3 separate regions of the Mus musculus genome follow, and all the other regions are linked to region 3. A link is a loop called in an ENCODE intact Hi-C map of the cell type or tissue named here. Cell type or tissue: left cerebral cortex. All regions are shown on one strand.

The links. A loop is a pair of places that touch in the nucleus more often than their neighbours do. Peaks named below come from ENCODE experiments on the same cell type or tissue, not always from the same donor. Only the 100,000 strongest peaks of a DNase experiment are listed, where the experiment ranks them.
Region 1: a loop joins it to region 3, with 2.5 times the contacts of the local background. A loop is called at or near these places in 17 of 42 quality-filtered maps.
Region 2: a loop joins it to region 3, with 2.4 times the contacts of the local background. A loop is called at or near these places in 10 of 42 quality-filtered maps.

Annotation. Positions count from the first base shown.
Region 1 is chr6:52,254,445-52,259,444 of GRCm38, reverse strand. It overlaps Hoxa13 (homeobox A13), which reads left to right. Exons shown (of 5, transcript NM_008264.1): 5 at 297-592. The coding sequence ends at 541. Among named protein-coding and RNA genes, the nearest start is that of Hoxa13, 3.9 kb to the left of the region's middle. In left cerebral cortex, a CTCF peak has its summit at 2,327 (motif pointing left); DNase peaks (open chromatin) are centred at 305 and 2,301.
Region 2 is chr6:52,722,729-52,727,728 of GRCm38, reverse strand. It overlaps Tax1bp1 (Tax1 (human T cell leukemia virus type I) binding protein 1), which reads right to left. Exons shown (of 18, transcript NM_025816.3): 3 at 428-530. Among named protein-coding and RNA genes, the nearest start is that of Tax1bp1, 12 kb to the right of the region's middle. In left cerebral cortex, a CTCF peak has its summit at 2,811; DNase peaks (open chromatin) are centred at 2,493 and 2,809.
Region 3 is chr6:52,308,049-52,313,048 of GRCm38, reverse strand. Evx1os (even skipped homeotic gene 1, opposite strand) reads left to right here. Exons shown (of 4, transcript NR_038163.1): 3 at 219-296; 4 at 2,152-4,660. Among named protein-coding and RNA genes, the nearest start is that of Evx1, 2.9 kb to the left of the region's middle. In left cerebral cortex, no CTCF peak of the experiment used is centred here; DNase peaks (open chromatin) are centred at 326 and 2,362.

The DNA of each region.
Region 1 (5,000 bases), 54 kb after region 3:
AGCCGAGCTCTACAGAAAGAAGTGTTGAACCCTGTTGAGTGCTAAGGTGTGGACCGCTGTACATGCAGAATGACCGGATTGGGGTGGTCACTGGAACTCTGGGCGATTTCATTTCAGTACACAACTAACCATACCCCCCTACTAACGCTCCAGGCTTTGGCAGAAGGCTGGATTGTACAGCATTCGTGGCAAAGAGCAATCAGGCATTGCAAGGCCGGCAGTTCACATTGAGCTGTCGCCTGTGTTCTGGCTCAGGTCGGCTCCCAGAGTAACTTGCCTTCTTCCTTATCTTACAGACGTCGTCTCCCATCCTTCAGACGCCAGCTCCTATAGGAGGGGGAGAAAGAAGCGCGTGCCTTACACTAAGGTGCAGTTGAAAGAACTCGAACGGGAATACGCTACGAACAAATTCATTACCAAGGACAAACGGAGGAGGATATCAGCCACGACAAACCTCTCTGAGAGGCAGGTCACAATCTGGTTCCAGAACAGGAGGGTCAAAGAGAAAAAAGTCATCAATAAACTCAAGACCACTAGTTAATGGATTAAAAGGTGGAGCAGAGGGCAGCTTGAAGAAACGCTTAAGGATTTGTTTCTTTGCCCAGATAATAATAATGCATCATACTAACTGAAGAATTGGATAGAGAGACGCTGACGTTTGCTCTCCTAAGGGGACTCTCTCTTCCATGGAATCTACAATTAAAACAAAACCTTAAGGAATGGTAAAGACTGCCAGGTTTCCCGACAACCCCACCACAGCGTTAAGTGACAAACTCTAGAGTCAACTCATCAGCCCCTAAAACACACAATTTCAGATAAATTATGAATTTTCTCAAATCTTGTAAGTATTTATGTGACCATTATATTTTAGGACACTGTGTTAGATGGTAATCTGAAAACTGGTTACAGAAACAAAGGCTGTTTCCACGCAGCTGGTCCAGCACCCTCCCCTTTGCATGTTAAGTGCCTGCTCAGGTAAACCTTATTGAAATCCCTGCCATTGTTCCTTCTGGAAATGTTTCAGGTAGAGGCTTAGAAGGGGGAAAGGCACTGAATTGTTTATTTGAACTATTGCTAAAAAGGGAGATGAGAGGAGAGAGAACGCTCATCCAAGGATCTATTGTTTTGATAGTAAATCTGGCCAGCTAAACCCTTGAGGTTACAAGAGAACCCTGGGTGGGTAAGGAGCTTCTGGAAATACCTTTCAATTGCTTACAACAAACATGGTGGATTAACCAACACTGTCAAAGGATTTTTCCACAGGATTTGTTGTAATTTTTGAAGTGTTTAAATCTCACCAAATAATACGAAGAATTCACTTTATGCCCCTTCTCCTGGAAGGTCCCACCCTAGTATGGATTTCTCCTAAAACATACTCTTTCTTTAAATTTTTTAAATTGGCATTTTCCAATACTTGTTAAACATTTTGCTAGGGACATCATTTTCCTTTTTTACTTAGAAAAAAAAACCTCAAAATGGAAACCCGTTCTCCCAAAATATTTAGATGTCTGCATTCTATATTTTAATTTACTAAAGGATTAGTATTTTTTTTTTCTTGTTTACTGTGTTAGGAGACTGCAGTAGAAAGTTTAGGGACTCATCGTCACAGCACATTTTAAATCAAGCAGTAATTTCAGTTCACACATTCGTTCTGTTCATATTCACTGTAAATGCTATCTTGTAAATAAAGACATTCAGCACACTGTGAAAATGTATTTGTGCACCTGCTTTTTAAATACTTCCACTAAAAATGAAAAATTAGATCTGTAGATAGTGGTATTAGCTCTGTTAATGAAATAATCACTGCCATTAAAATCTGAAGGAAACACTCCGAGTTACTTTTCTACGCGGAACTTGAACTGCACAAAAACTAAACAAGCAGGTTTGTTTTACACAAGCCAAGGACCAGTCTTTTATTATTATTATTGTTCAGGTTTTTCTAAATTTTTTATGAGAAGAGGAAAAAAATCTCACATAACTAAAAGCTCACAACTGAAAAGGTTTCGAGGAGATGAAAGTGTTAGGTGTTCTGAAAGGGAGAGAAAGGAAAGGAGGGAGGGAGAGAGAGGAGGTTCCCAGACTCCCTGTGGCAAATGAAAACCAGTTGTTGAGTATCAGCAATGCCTAGACTGTCGTATTTTAAAATCTGCTCTTAAGTCTGCATGTGACTGAAAGGACAGGTTTTTGGTATTTGTTGAAATGACAGGACTAGGAAAGGCCTTAAACCTTGACCTTGACGAAAAAAGACAATTTGTGACCTTGACTTTTGACAGCTCATGAATTGGTCTCAGCCAGATTCGTAGATCAAGGGCGCCACCTCGTGTTGACAAGCTTCCTTGACGTTCTTCAGCTTCAAGGGAACTGAGCTCTGACTTGACTTGTTTTAAAGGTTTAGTAGTCATATTTTTTTTTTTTGCTCCAAAAGGAGAATATTTGAATATATGTAAATTATACATGTGCTTGTATATATGTGAATATAATATATGTTTATACATGTATTTGCATATCAGTGTTTGTGTGCTTGTGTACATAATTGTAGAATTTGTACAGATATTATTAATTGCTGACGAGTGAAGATACTGTAATTTAAGCCGATTTCTAGACTTGGGGTACAAAATGCTCCTTATGCGGTGAATTTTGCTTCCTTTCTTTAATGGCCAACTTTAATCTGTCCTCACAGCAGCTCGCCGTGCATCAGATTTCTACAGATCTGTTTTAAAGCTGTACATGTTTGTTACAGTCCAAGACGTGTTCTTAAATAACCATTCACTCCCAGCCCTCACCCTCCAAGGTGGTCTGTGACCTTAATTAGAATTATCTGGGAATCTTTACGGCAAATTAAAAAGTCTCACATACCTTCCTAACTCTAGAGTTCTAGAGTTACATTTCAGAAATTCAAAGCAATCCACCTCTCTAAGAAGTCAGTAGGAGAACTTAAATATTTCATCTACAAAATGATCACAATACGGACACAGAAGAAAACTATTCTAGACAGCTCAGAGCTGATTGTTGCCCCATAATGGTGTGCAATCTTATATTGATACTTGCACACCATTTGTTTTGTAGAAGAAATAAATATACTTAATATCAACAACCACTATCAAAACTATATTAACAACCAGTATTATAGCTATTGTTTATTGGCCCCCAACAGCACAGGAGATATTGTGTTCAGAGTCATAAATTATACAATATGTTTATGTATTTAATATACAAGTGGGATAATGTGGGGTTTTGTTTTTGTTTTTTGTTTTTGCCAAATCCTTTGTGCGTGCACACATACACACACATATTAAAATGTTGAAGGAACCAGTAGCTTTGGAATTTGGGTTTTCAGCTGCAGATTAATTTTACCTTTATGTCAGGAGACAATAATAGTGAATGGGAGAACTGAATTTATCATTTGTTGGAAAATATTGGCTTGTTACAATCCCAGATGATGGAAACATCTCCTGCCTTTCTTGAAGACTTACAAAGACTTGAAAACAAGAGCTTCTTTATGTCTTTCTAGATGAAGAATTATGGGGGAAAAGATGTAAAGCTGCTTAAACAAACAAAAAAAATGGCCCTGAAATATACATGTCAGATGATCTTGTAAAGAGTAATCTTTTTGCTACCCTGAGGATTGCCAACCATCTGTGGAAACATATGAAGATAACTGCTTCAGACTCAGCACCCAGCACCTTGTGTTACAGCATCATTTCCAAATGAACTACCATCCAGCAACATTAATGGCATCTCCAAAATGTTTAAAATATTGGAAATTCCCCTCCAAGTTGGTTCAAACACTGTTTGTGAACTGCTCCAAATAGGACTCTTCTGGAGATAGGAGATATTTTTCTTTAGATGTAAGACATCTTCTGAACCTACGGCCTAGGGAAGAGCTAACAGCAGCTCTGCAGATGGAATACTGCCCCTTTGGAAAGTCACCACTACTGCAGTTCTGGGTAAAGTCTCTCTCTCTCTCTCTCTCTCTCTCTCTCTCTCTCTCTCTCTCTCTCTCTCTCTCCCTCCCTCCCTCCCTCCCTCCCTCCCTCCCTCCCTCCTTCCTTCCCTCCCTCCCTCCCCAGAAGATGTCAGGGTGCCCCTCCCTTTAGTTCTGACATGGTTGTTGACAGTGCCAATCTCAGATAACTCCCTTCTTATTTAAAATAGACATGGCATGGATTTACAGATTAGTTGAGGTGGTTATGGATTATAATCACTTCTTAGATATTTTTATTTTTTTATTTTATTATTGTTGTTGATGGTGGTGTTTTATTTTGTTTTCTGAGATACAGTTTCTTTGTCCTGGAACTCACTCTGTAGACCAGGATGGTCTCGAACTCAGAAATTCACCTGCCTGGTCTCCAGAGTGCTGGGGTTAATGGAATATGCTACCATGACTGGAGACTTCTTTATTTTTAAATAGTAACCAGCCTAAAACTTTTTGAACAAGACAGTCAGGAGAACATTGGCCTCCTCCTGAAAAACAAAACAAAAAATAAACAAAAAACGCCAACAAAAACTCCTAAAAGCACAGGAATAATAACGCAGACACTGGTCCATGAATAATGATGTTGAAAATATCATTCAAGTATTTTTTCTAAAAAGGAAACTTTCTGAATAAAAATTATAAACATGGAACTTGAAAAAACGACCTTTTCCATCTGCTCCCAATACTGTCAGATTTATTAAGTAACTTTAAGTGGACGGTTGTAAAACGTCACTATGCATTTCACTAAGTATTTATGCCTGATGCCGAACTGAGGCCAATGGTTGTTTTTTGTTTTGTTTTGTTTTGGTTTTTTTTAATTAATGTACGATTTCAAAATCAAACGAACTTAGAGACAAAGGGGGAAAATATCATTTAAAAATACTCAACTTAATTTAAATGTTTTGCTAGAGATTCCCCGGAAGGCAGTGAAATTCAGCTGAGTAGATGTATTTGTATACGAATAATAGCCAGATCATAGATAAGTACAGAGTGCTCGATGCTGAGTGTTTGGGTGGGTGAAGGT
Region 2 (5,000 bases), 410 kb before region 3:
ACATTACAGTTTGTCCCTTATAAGGGACAAATCAAAACTGGCATAAATGAAAGGGTCTTCTGAACATACAAATGAATGAATATTGTGGCAACCTCAACTTCATCATTGGTTGATATTCCTTTCCTATACATGCAATCAATCCTTAGCTTGTGTGTGAGGATATGTACTTCTGTCCTCCTACTTGTCTCCCTTCCCTTGTTAATGCTTACATTTAAACCTGCAACACAACCTTTTCTTAAGAAACTCCAAGTTTGCTTCATTTAAAAAAAGCAGTGTTCTGAGTAGCTATGAAAACCCCTTGTGCCCTACACATGGCATTTACAGTCATCTGACTTTCACTCAACAAAGACTCATCTAAACACTCTGAAACAGAGAACTACAACAGAGGCTGCTGGCTTGATCAAGTCCTTCAGTTTCTAATTCTCACCTTGAAATGCTAGTACACAATTGACTGTTGATCCTTCCACATAATGTTCAGGCATAGGAGACCATAAAAATGTGTAATAGTCACGAGCAGTACTCCATCCAACCTAAAGGAGAAAAATTTAAGAAAGAATATAACTAATTACCTTAATACTAGCTAGATACAACATTTTAATTACACCCTAAAGTTAAAATATGCACTTAAAATTTTAAAATCTTGAGTTATGAGGTGTGATGGTTTGTATATTCTTAGACCAGGGAATAGCACCATTTGGAGGTGTGGCCTTGTTGGAATAGGTGTGACCTGGTTGGAGTAGGTGTGTCACTGTGGGTGTGGGTATAAGAGCCTCACTCTAGTTGCCTGGAAGTCAGTCTTCCACTAGCAGCCTTTGGATGAAGATGTAGAACTCTCAGCTCTGCCTGTGCCATGCCTGCCTAGATACTGCCATGCTCTCACCTTGATGATAATGGACTGAACCTCTGAACCTGCAAGCCAGCCCCAATTAAATGTTGTTTTTTATAAGACTTGCCTTGGTCATGGTATCTGTTCACAGCAGTAAAACCCTAATACATTAGGCATGTCTAATTATGATTAAACTGTGACCAAAAGTTATAGTAATTTATGTAAACTGAATGAAGTCTCTACTATATATTCAAAGTGCTACCTAATTTCTCCAAGACAATGGAAACACACACATGATCAAATACAAAATCTTCTGGTTTATTTAAAATTATTATGCTACTATACCCTGTGGATTTTTGTGTGCACAGATTCAAGATTATGAGAGGCCAAAGGTCAATGTTGAGTGTCTTCCTCAATTGCTCTCCACCTTGTTATGAGGCAGGGTCTCTCACTGACCCTGAAGCTCACTGATGTGGCTGGATTAGGTGGCCAGCAAACACTACAGATCCTTCTTTCTCTGCCTGCCTGCTCAATGTCAGGATTACAGACATGTAGGCCCAGCTTTATAACATGGGTGCTGGAGATTCAAATTCAAGTCCTTATAGCAATTTACTGATTAAGCCAGCTTCCTAGCCCCTCTATTATGTACTTTTTAATAACTTAATGTTTTATACCTCATACTTAGGGTCTGGGTTTTTTGGGGGGGAGGGGGGCGGAGGGGCTCTTGCATTGTTTTAGTAAGTACTCTCCTGTAACTTAAATCACTAATCTCTCATCTTTGGCAAGTTCTGTCTGAAAGCAATTTGTATATCTTGGGTGAGGAGAGTATTTACATTCTAAGAGATTAACATATTTTCATCTTAGATGTATTCTAGGGAAGATGTTCAAAGCATACTGAATGAACTCATATGAGAAAGATCCTTAAAAAACCCAGTACCATATACAATATACAATAATAAAAATTAAAATATATGTAATATTTTCAACTCAAATATAGACATTACAGATCTCAAACTGTGTTTTCTAAACAAAATAGACTGTGCTAAATATTGACTATTAGAAAGTCACAGTCTTAGATGATATGTTCTATGGTTTTGCTAAATTCGTGTGTGTGTGTGTGTATGTTGTGTACACATGTGCTGGTTCAGACATACCACAAGACAACATCTGGGAGTCAGTACTCTGCCCTCTGGGCACTCCAGCTGCCTGCCCTGATATTACTTTCTGAGCTATCTTTAGCAGCCCCATGTCCTACAATTTTGATTAGCCACCATTAACAACCAAAACAAGATTGAAGATGTGTGCCATTAGTGAGAGCTAATAGAATTTGAGCTTACGAAGCTCTTAGCCACTAGTACTCTTATTCATTTCCTAGCAGAACAGAAGATACCCTTTCACACGTTCTGAAACTCTACCTCTTTCCCTCCAACACTGGCACTAGTTCCCTAGATGCACACTTGATAAAAAGACAAGAGGGGAAAAAACCAGGAATAAAAGAAAAGGCTTTCCTTTGGCTACATTGTGAAAATTACAAAATGTCTGAAAGAGTCTTCTGCCAAGTAAGTGAAAGTGAAATTGGAGAAATGTGGAGAAGATAAAATAAAGAGTCTCACAGCCCACGCTCTGCTCCCAGGCAGTCAGCGATTTCACAGTGCACAATCCAGAAAATCCTTTGGAAGAACTCCAAAAACCCATTACAAAAACAAGTACTCCAGGTGAGCTAAAAGAGGCATTGTTTTCTAACAACCACAAGGCTTTCCCCTCAGTAGGCTCAACTCTGCAGGCTGTGCAGCTTCACTCCTGCCGGCAGTCAGGAAGAGCCGGACATGGACCTCGCATACAGACTTTTAGATGGACTGCACAGGTTTCTGCCTCACCTGAGTTGACAGCAACAAAACCAGGACGATTTGGGTGCCTAGGCACTGGGGAAAAAAAGGACTGATTGTTCAACATCCGATTCCAACTGAGGGCATGCAGTACCACAGACAGACACAAGAGGGAGAAAGAGTACAAACTCCGGAAACAAGCAATATTTTAAGGTTGGGAAATTACACAAAAGAGCTACAACATAACATATCTCAGTGAAAGATTGAAGGGGGATCCAGAGAATCTTTGGGCAGGGTATATGGTGAACTTCTTTCCAGTACAAACAAATCTGAAATGAGTCAAAGAGGATGCTGCTTTGTGGAAATCACAAAATGGAAAAATTCTTCTGAAGAACAGAAGATCCAAAGGAAGAAAATAAAAGAAACATCATTAAGCTAAAAGAAACAGAGTTCAATAAATTATCTGACCAACAATCCAAAATAATACTTTTAATTAAATTCAATGTACTCCAATAATCAACTATACAAAAATAATGAAGCAAACAAAAAAATAGCCATCTACTCTGGAGATGAAGAATACAATAAGTGAACTGAAAAATTCACAAAAGGAAATCTAAACGACTAAAGCAGAATAAAGATTCTGCAAACTCGGCCAGACACTGACTACCAGCAAGTCTGAGGCCTCCTACCTGGGTTTCAGAGCTTGAGGGGGGCGGGGGTGAGCATGTGTGTAAACTCAATGGATAAAAGGCTTTTCCACCACGCCTGACAACCCAAGTTCAATCACTGGAACCCACATGGTAGGAAGACAAGAACTGACTCCTGAAAATTGTCCTCTTGACCTGGACACACACATGTACATACACACACACAGAGAGACAGGCACTAATACACATGTCCACAGAAAATTAACTAAATGCAATTTTAAATTTTAATATTAATAGCTGAGTCAGGGAATACAAAAGGGTATGAAAAAGGGGGTTGAACATAAAAGAACCTATCAATAAAAACAATATAAACAGAGTAGTGGTGCACATCTTTAATCCATTACTCATGAGGCTGAGAAAGGACTGTGAAGTCAAAGCCAGCCTGGGTAGTAGTAAAAGACAAGATGTAAGGTAAAAAAAAGGAAATAAAATATAGCCATCAAAGGCTGAAGACTCTAGAAAGAAACAGACCGCCTTAGAGCATATTTCTAAAAGTAGCAGCTGAAACTTACTAGGTATGAAAAAGAAAATGGACAAAGTACAAAAATTAAAAATAGCTAAACATGGTGCTCTATGTCTAGAGTCCCAGATTTTGGAAGAGTCAGGTAAACCGAGGCTTTAGAGAGTTTAAGGGCAGCCTAGACTACATAAGAAAACCCTGTCTCTATAAACAAAACAACCTCAAAGCACCTTAACTAGGCTAAGCCCAAGGAGACACCAAGACGCATTATTATCAAGCTGCCAAAGGTCTTTAAGCAGCAAGGAAAAAGTCACCATACAAGGGTGACTACTACCTGCAGATTTCTCAGCCAAAACATTACAAGCCAGAGGAAACCTTTATCATACTATAATGGGTGGCTTAAATCACTTCTTCCAACAAAATGTTTTAAGAAATAAGAAAAGCTTGAAACAAAACATTCAAACAGTTTTAGATCTACTATCCACAGCAGTTAACTAGTTTATTATCTCTGCAGAATAGGTTTATTTGTGGAAACAGCATGTAAGACTCATCAAATGGCAGAGGACTTCACCATGGGGTCTTCATAGAAACCTAAGTTTGGGAGCCTAAGCTTGTATTGCAGCCAAAATAATATAACAGACTCTGAGCCTTGGCATTTTGTGGGCAGGGCCTATGATTCTTGCGTGCCCAAGCATGCACACCAAACTCAGAGTTCTGAGAGCTAGTTAACAGAACTTGTGATTGAGACCCTTCGGGTTATTCACCTTGGGTTTCACAAATTCAAGATAAGCTGGGCTACACAGTGAGGTCTGGCCACAGTTAAGATTCTGCCCCGAGGGAAAAAAAGAAAGAAGAAAATGAAAAAAGATTTAAGGCTTTAGCTACATCATAAATGTCCTATAGTAAGAACCTGGTTCAATTAACTAAATGAACTGATTCAATGAATATGTACATAAATATTATGACACATTTGGCCTTATCCAGATCCTCCACTCTTTCAACCCCTTTGCTGATTCAAGTAAGGGTAATGACCTGCTTCCTATGGGCACTGAGGATTATTTTCATATTCAAATTCAACAGAGAAATGGCAGGAAGACCCTGATCCAAAGCCTCAGGGATGATTATGTTAAGAGGAAAAGGCATTTAAGACATTTTGCCTGCAATGGTACTTTAATTGTGCA
Region 3 (5,000 bases):
CATCTCCCCAACCCCATCTGTCTCCCTCCTAAGAACCAAACTTTATTTTCATCCCCTAACAGCCAAAAGATATCGTTTTCCCCTTTGAGAACCGGCCTTGTGTGCTAACACAGTGTTCCTCGATTTTAGAAGAAGAAGAAAAATCTCTCCCCACCCAGATCACCTGGCTAAAATTCGAAGTGTTCAATGAGTTGTTGTTGTTAATTATCTCTATCTAGATGGCCTGATTTGAATTTGGATTGGCTCTTCATAGAAGAAAACATCTTTTGGTTTGGCTTATCTCCGGGCTATTTCAGGTATGTCGGTTAGGGAAAGGGTCTAAGATTGGCCTTTCTTTTTCTGTCTGTATTTTAGGTATTTCTACAGAGTCAACGAATTCTGCCACAAACGGCGTGTTCTAATGAAAAGGAGCTGGCAATCCGGCCCCCTGCTCTGGTAGTACGGAAGGAGCCCAGGTAGAAGGTGCTGGCCTTCTCTGATGGTTTTAGGGCAGCTGTGGGTAGATTGTGTGGCAAAGAGTATCAGCAGGGTTTGAGCTTGCAGGGTCCTCTCCTGGGCTCTACCCAAAAGAGATTTTCTGTGTCCAAAGCTAGAGGTAGGAGAGAAAGTTGTTGAAATGTCATGGGGAAAACAAAAAACAAAAACAAAAAACAAAAACAGGCAGTAGGCGGGGTGAAGGGACTAGGCTAATCCTCTGAGGAGGTGAAGGTCTGGACCTGTGGAATTCTGGGACTTGGTGTTTGGGAGAAGGAGTAGAAGAATCTCCTGCGGAGCCTGGCAGGTGGGCCAGATTGAGGGGCAGAGGTGAGCACCCTCCGAGTTTAGCTCCTCCATCCCCCTCTCTGGCTCCCCCTGCAATATTTTCCACTAGTGAGCAGCCTGCCCTCTTAGCTGAAGAAGCGGGGGGTGGGGATAAAAACTCCTGTGTCCCAAGGCAAAGCCCCAGCTTCTAAGAAAGTTCCTGTGATTCCCTCATTGTCCTCTGTCTCCTACCCTTTTCTCAGTTTCTCTCTACCCTTCCCTCAATCTGGCTGATTTAGGATTATGGAAATAATGGAGGAAGCCAGAGGTTTAGGAAAACGACTCTGGCTTTCCATTTCTCTCCTGATGCAGCAAATGTTTGTTAATCTTGCCTGGGGAACAAGGGCAGATGACAAGAAGGGTGGTATCCAAGCAAATGTGTCCACTCCCTATTAACCCCCAAAGCCAGCAGTTGCTGAACACTGCCAGCCCAGAAATCTAGAGAAAGATTTCAGAGGCCAAGGCAGAGATGGGGTCAAGGGGATAGTGAGTTCTCGGATCTTCTCCTGCCCTGAGGAGATATCCACCAATTCTGGCTTGTCCTGGCTTTCTCACTCCAGCCAGAGTCTGCTTGGTCTCTCTGTTCTCTAGACTCCTGAATCTGTCTCAGGGCTGCTGCTGCTGCTGCATCTTCTGGGGCTGGGCCTGTGAGACACCCACTCTCCCAGCCCCCCCCCCCCCCCCCCATGAACTAGCCACTACTTCACTGCCCTCCCTCTCAGAGGGAGGCTGGTCTGACTTCCCTGCCCCGCCCCCAGCTTTGCATTCAATGGGAATGTTCAACGTTTGATCCCCTTTTACTCAGCATTTTCCCTAGAGATGAAAGCAGAACAGAATTGTGAGATCAAGGGGTGCCATTTAGTCTCCTTCCTGGGTCAGTCGGATGGAGCCAGGCTTTCCTTACATCTCCAGGAGGGGCCTCAGACTCTCTGAAGGCTGCAGCCTCCTGTCTGCTCCAGATCTGAGCTTCATGAAAATCCCTTCTCAGCCCACCCCCAGTCCCAAATTCCTCCCCAGACCCCAGCATAGCTTTTTAAAGCAGCCTCCATCTACTTAGCATCCTAGTTTTGAGGTCCCTACTTGAACCTCTCCCTACCTATGCCGATGCTTAAAGAGAAAAAAAAAAAAAAAAGAAAAGAAAGAAATCCAACTAAATGTCACTTCTAATATCAGCAATTGGCCGACTTCAAATGAAGGGAGTAGAATTTTTCACTGCAGATGAAAAGAGAGTGCTGGAGAAAGACACGGTTTGGGGGTTTTTGTTCTGTTTTGTCTTGGGTTGTTACTGTTTTTGTTTTTCTTCCTGCTTGGGAAGTGTGTTTTAATCTTCACTATCGTTGTATTATGAAGGTTATTTACTGAGCAGCGGAAGAAGGAAGGAAATTTCTAATAGCGCGTGAAGCAAGGTAACCCTTCGAAAGCAAAGAGAGGTGACAGCCACCTTAGTGGAGTCCGCCCCGGTGCATCTCTCCGCTGCAGCCCCGCCGACTTGCAGTCCTTCTCCTGCTGGGGCGATCGGCTCAGATGCGGCCAGTTCTTCGAGGATTGGAATTCTCTGAACTTCAAACGCTGTGGGTTTGGCTTCCGCCCGGCTAGGAGGGATAGAGGGTGGCTGAGAATCCTAGGGAGCCAAGGGGAGATAAGTCGCGCCAGTCGTTTTAAATGGAATCTAAACCTTTGCTTGGGCCACCGAATGTGGATCCCCACGGAAACAGCTTCGCTTCGCAAGAAAATCCGGCTTGGGAGAGAGGCGGCTGCGGTTGTGGGAGCTGTCTAAGTGACCCGAGGCCCGTGGGGCGTGGTCGGCAGTGGTCCTGAGCGGTCCAGAGCACCTTTGCACATGGCTGGCTGAAAGGCAAGGGTGAAAGTCCAGGGACCTGCTTTCTCCCGGGGAGAAGGGGTGAATGCGTCGTCTAGGGAAAGAAAAAGAAATGAACTTTTCTTTCGTCAAATGTAAGAACAAAGAGAGCATCCTTCTAAATAGTAAGAGTCTCCCAGCTGTCGTAGATACTGTCCCCTGGTCCTCTGTGACCTTTCAGGTTGTGACAGGGATTATTTCCGCAAAGTTTCTGTGACTCTGGGTCTTCGCAGCTAGAGGGGTTGGCAGTGGGAGTATCTATCAGTCAGCTCCACTTCTCCCAATACAGCTGTCCAGGCCTCTTTTTGAGCCCAGACTCACTGAGTGGTGCGCCCCTTGGGGGAACATCCCCCGCCCGCGAGAAAAGGTTTACTGAAAGCCAAACTCCAGAGGTTCAGGCTTCCAGGAGTCCAGAGATCAAATAATCTGGACGGATTCCCTTCCCCTGGAGGCAGTGTTCCGCGCAGTGGGCAACAGAGAACAGTTCTCCTCTTCAGAAGGTTGAGCTGGAGTCTTCGCAAACGCAGTTAGGAGAAGTGCTCAGCCTCTGGGCCTCCTGATGTAAAGGGCACAGGTATCTGAGGCAAGAAATGGGGTGCTTCATGGCCCCCAATGCCTGATACTTCTCAGAACCCCAAAGGTATCCAGTCCTGCCTATTCTTCCTCTGGATCTGTTTGCTTAGTCTACTGAAAACCAGCGTCTAGTGGCTTCCTGCCCCTGTTCTGTCTCTGCAGTCTAGAAGCCCATCTCCCCACCCCCACCCCCAGCTCACTGTGAATACTGACAGCAGTGGGGAACAGACCCACCATAGGACTGACACCCCAGGCTCTTCTCACCTGAGGCTAACTCTGTCCCTTTGGACAAGGCCTGGATGAGCCCAGTGTAGTTTGTTCCCTCCCATTCAAGGGAGTTCTTCAATGTCTTCATGGTACAAACCATAGCTAGCTCCCTCCCGCCTTGCCCTAACAGAAGTATCACAGCCTCTTTCATCATTACCATTCTGATACTTGCTATTATTACAAGGCTAGTTGACATCTACGTCTCTTTCAGCTACATAAGAGTTCTTTACGGGTTTTAATAGCCTGCAAGGCTTTTCTCCCTCAGTTGTAGGGTGACCAGTAGTCCTAACAAGTGGCCATGGCAAGGCTGAGTGTCAGACCTAGGATCCTCCTCCTGAGTCATCTTCCTTCCTGTCCTTGGGGGAATCTCTTCTGCTATCATGTTGAGATAACACCCCATAGCCTTTCTGGAATCTAGATAGGTCTGTGCCCTCAGCAGGTCCTCCCTACCCTCAAGAGCACACTCCTCTGGAGAAAAGGCCCCTGGCCACATTGATGCCAATACTCCCCAACATAGATCCTTTCCAAGGAGGACAAAGAGTCCTGTGGTAAGAGCAGCCACAGTGTAAGAGCAGCACCATTTTATGCATTTGTGTTTTCCAACGTCTGCAGACTTGGGTTGGGGGTAGGTATATGAATTATCCCTGGCTTGCAGCTGAGAAGACGAAATGAGGAGAAATACATGCATGAGTAAGAGGATTCTGCCCACCCTACTCCCAGCCCTCCCCGCCATAAAGACAACTCTCAGAGCAGCTCTTGGAAGCTGGGCTGTGTGGTAGAATGCTTGCCTGGCTACCATGAGGTACTAGGCTTGGACTAAGAAGCCAGCTTGGGCTTTTCAACAGGGTCCTTTTGCTCCCACCTCACTCATAGAAGAGGGGACAATTCCTGGGACTCTGGGTACTCCCCTTGGACCTGCAGGTGAGGGAGAAAAGGCTGCAAACCACTTGGAAATACTCCTTCTACAGGATAGAGGCCAGCAGCTGGGTGAGGACTGTACAAGGGACTGTAGAAGAAAAAAACAACAACAACAAAACCCCAACCCATGTGGTCATGTGCAGGCCACTGGTACCTGAAAGTAAAACCTCTGATCTTCGTTCAGAACCAAATGTCAATATAATTACTTACTTTGGACCTTAAAGCACCGGCTCATTCCATGGCAATCAACCCTGAGTGCTTTTCTAAGAAAGACCTAGGTTTCCCAGGGCCACGCATCTATGTTTTTAAGAGGTAAGACCAATCACACAGGGCAACCTGAAATCTACCAGCCTAGCACCAAGTCACAGGTGCCATCCTGACTCAGCCTCCCAGGGTGCTAGGATTTATAGGCCGTTCACCACACCCAACCAACTACTCTTGACACTCTTAATCTCTTAGAAAATCATCTTCTTCCTCCTCCTCTTCCTCTTCTTCTTCTTCTTTTTTTTTTTTTTTTTTTTTTTTTTGGTCAGGGTTTCTCTTAGTAGCCCTGGCTGTCCTGGAACTCACTGTATAGAGCAGG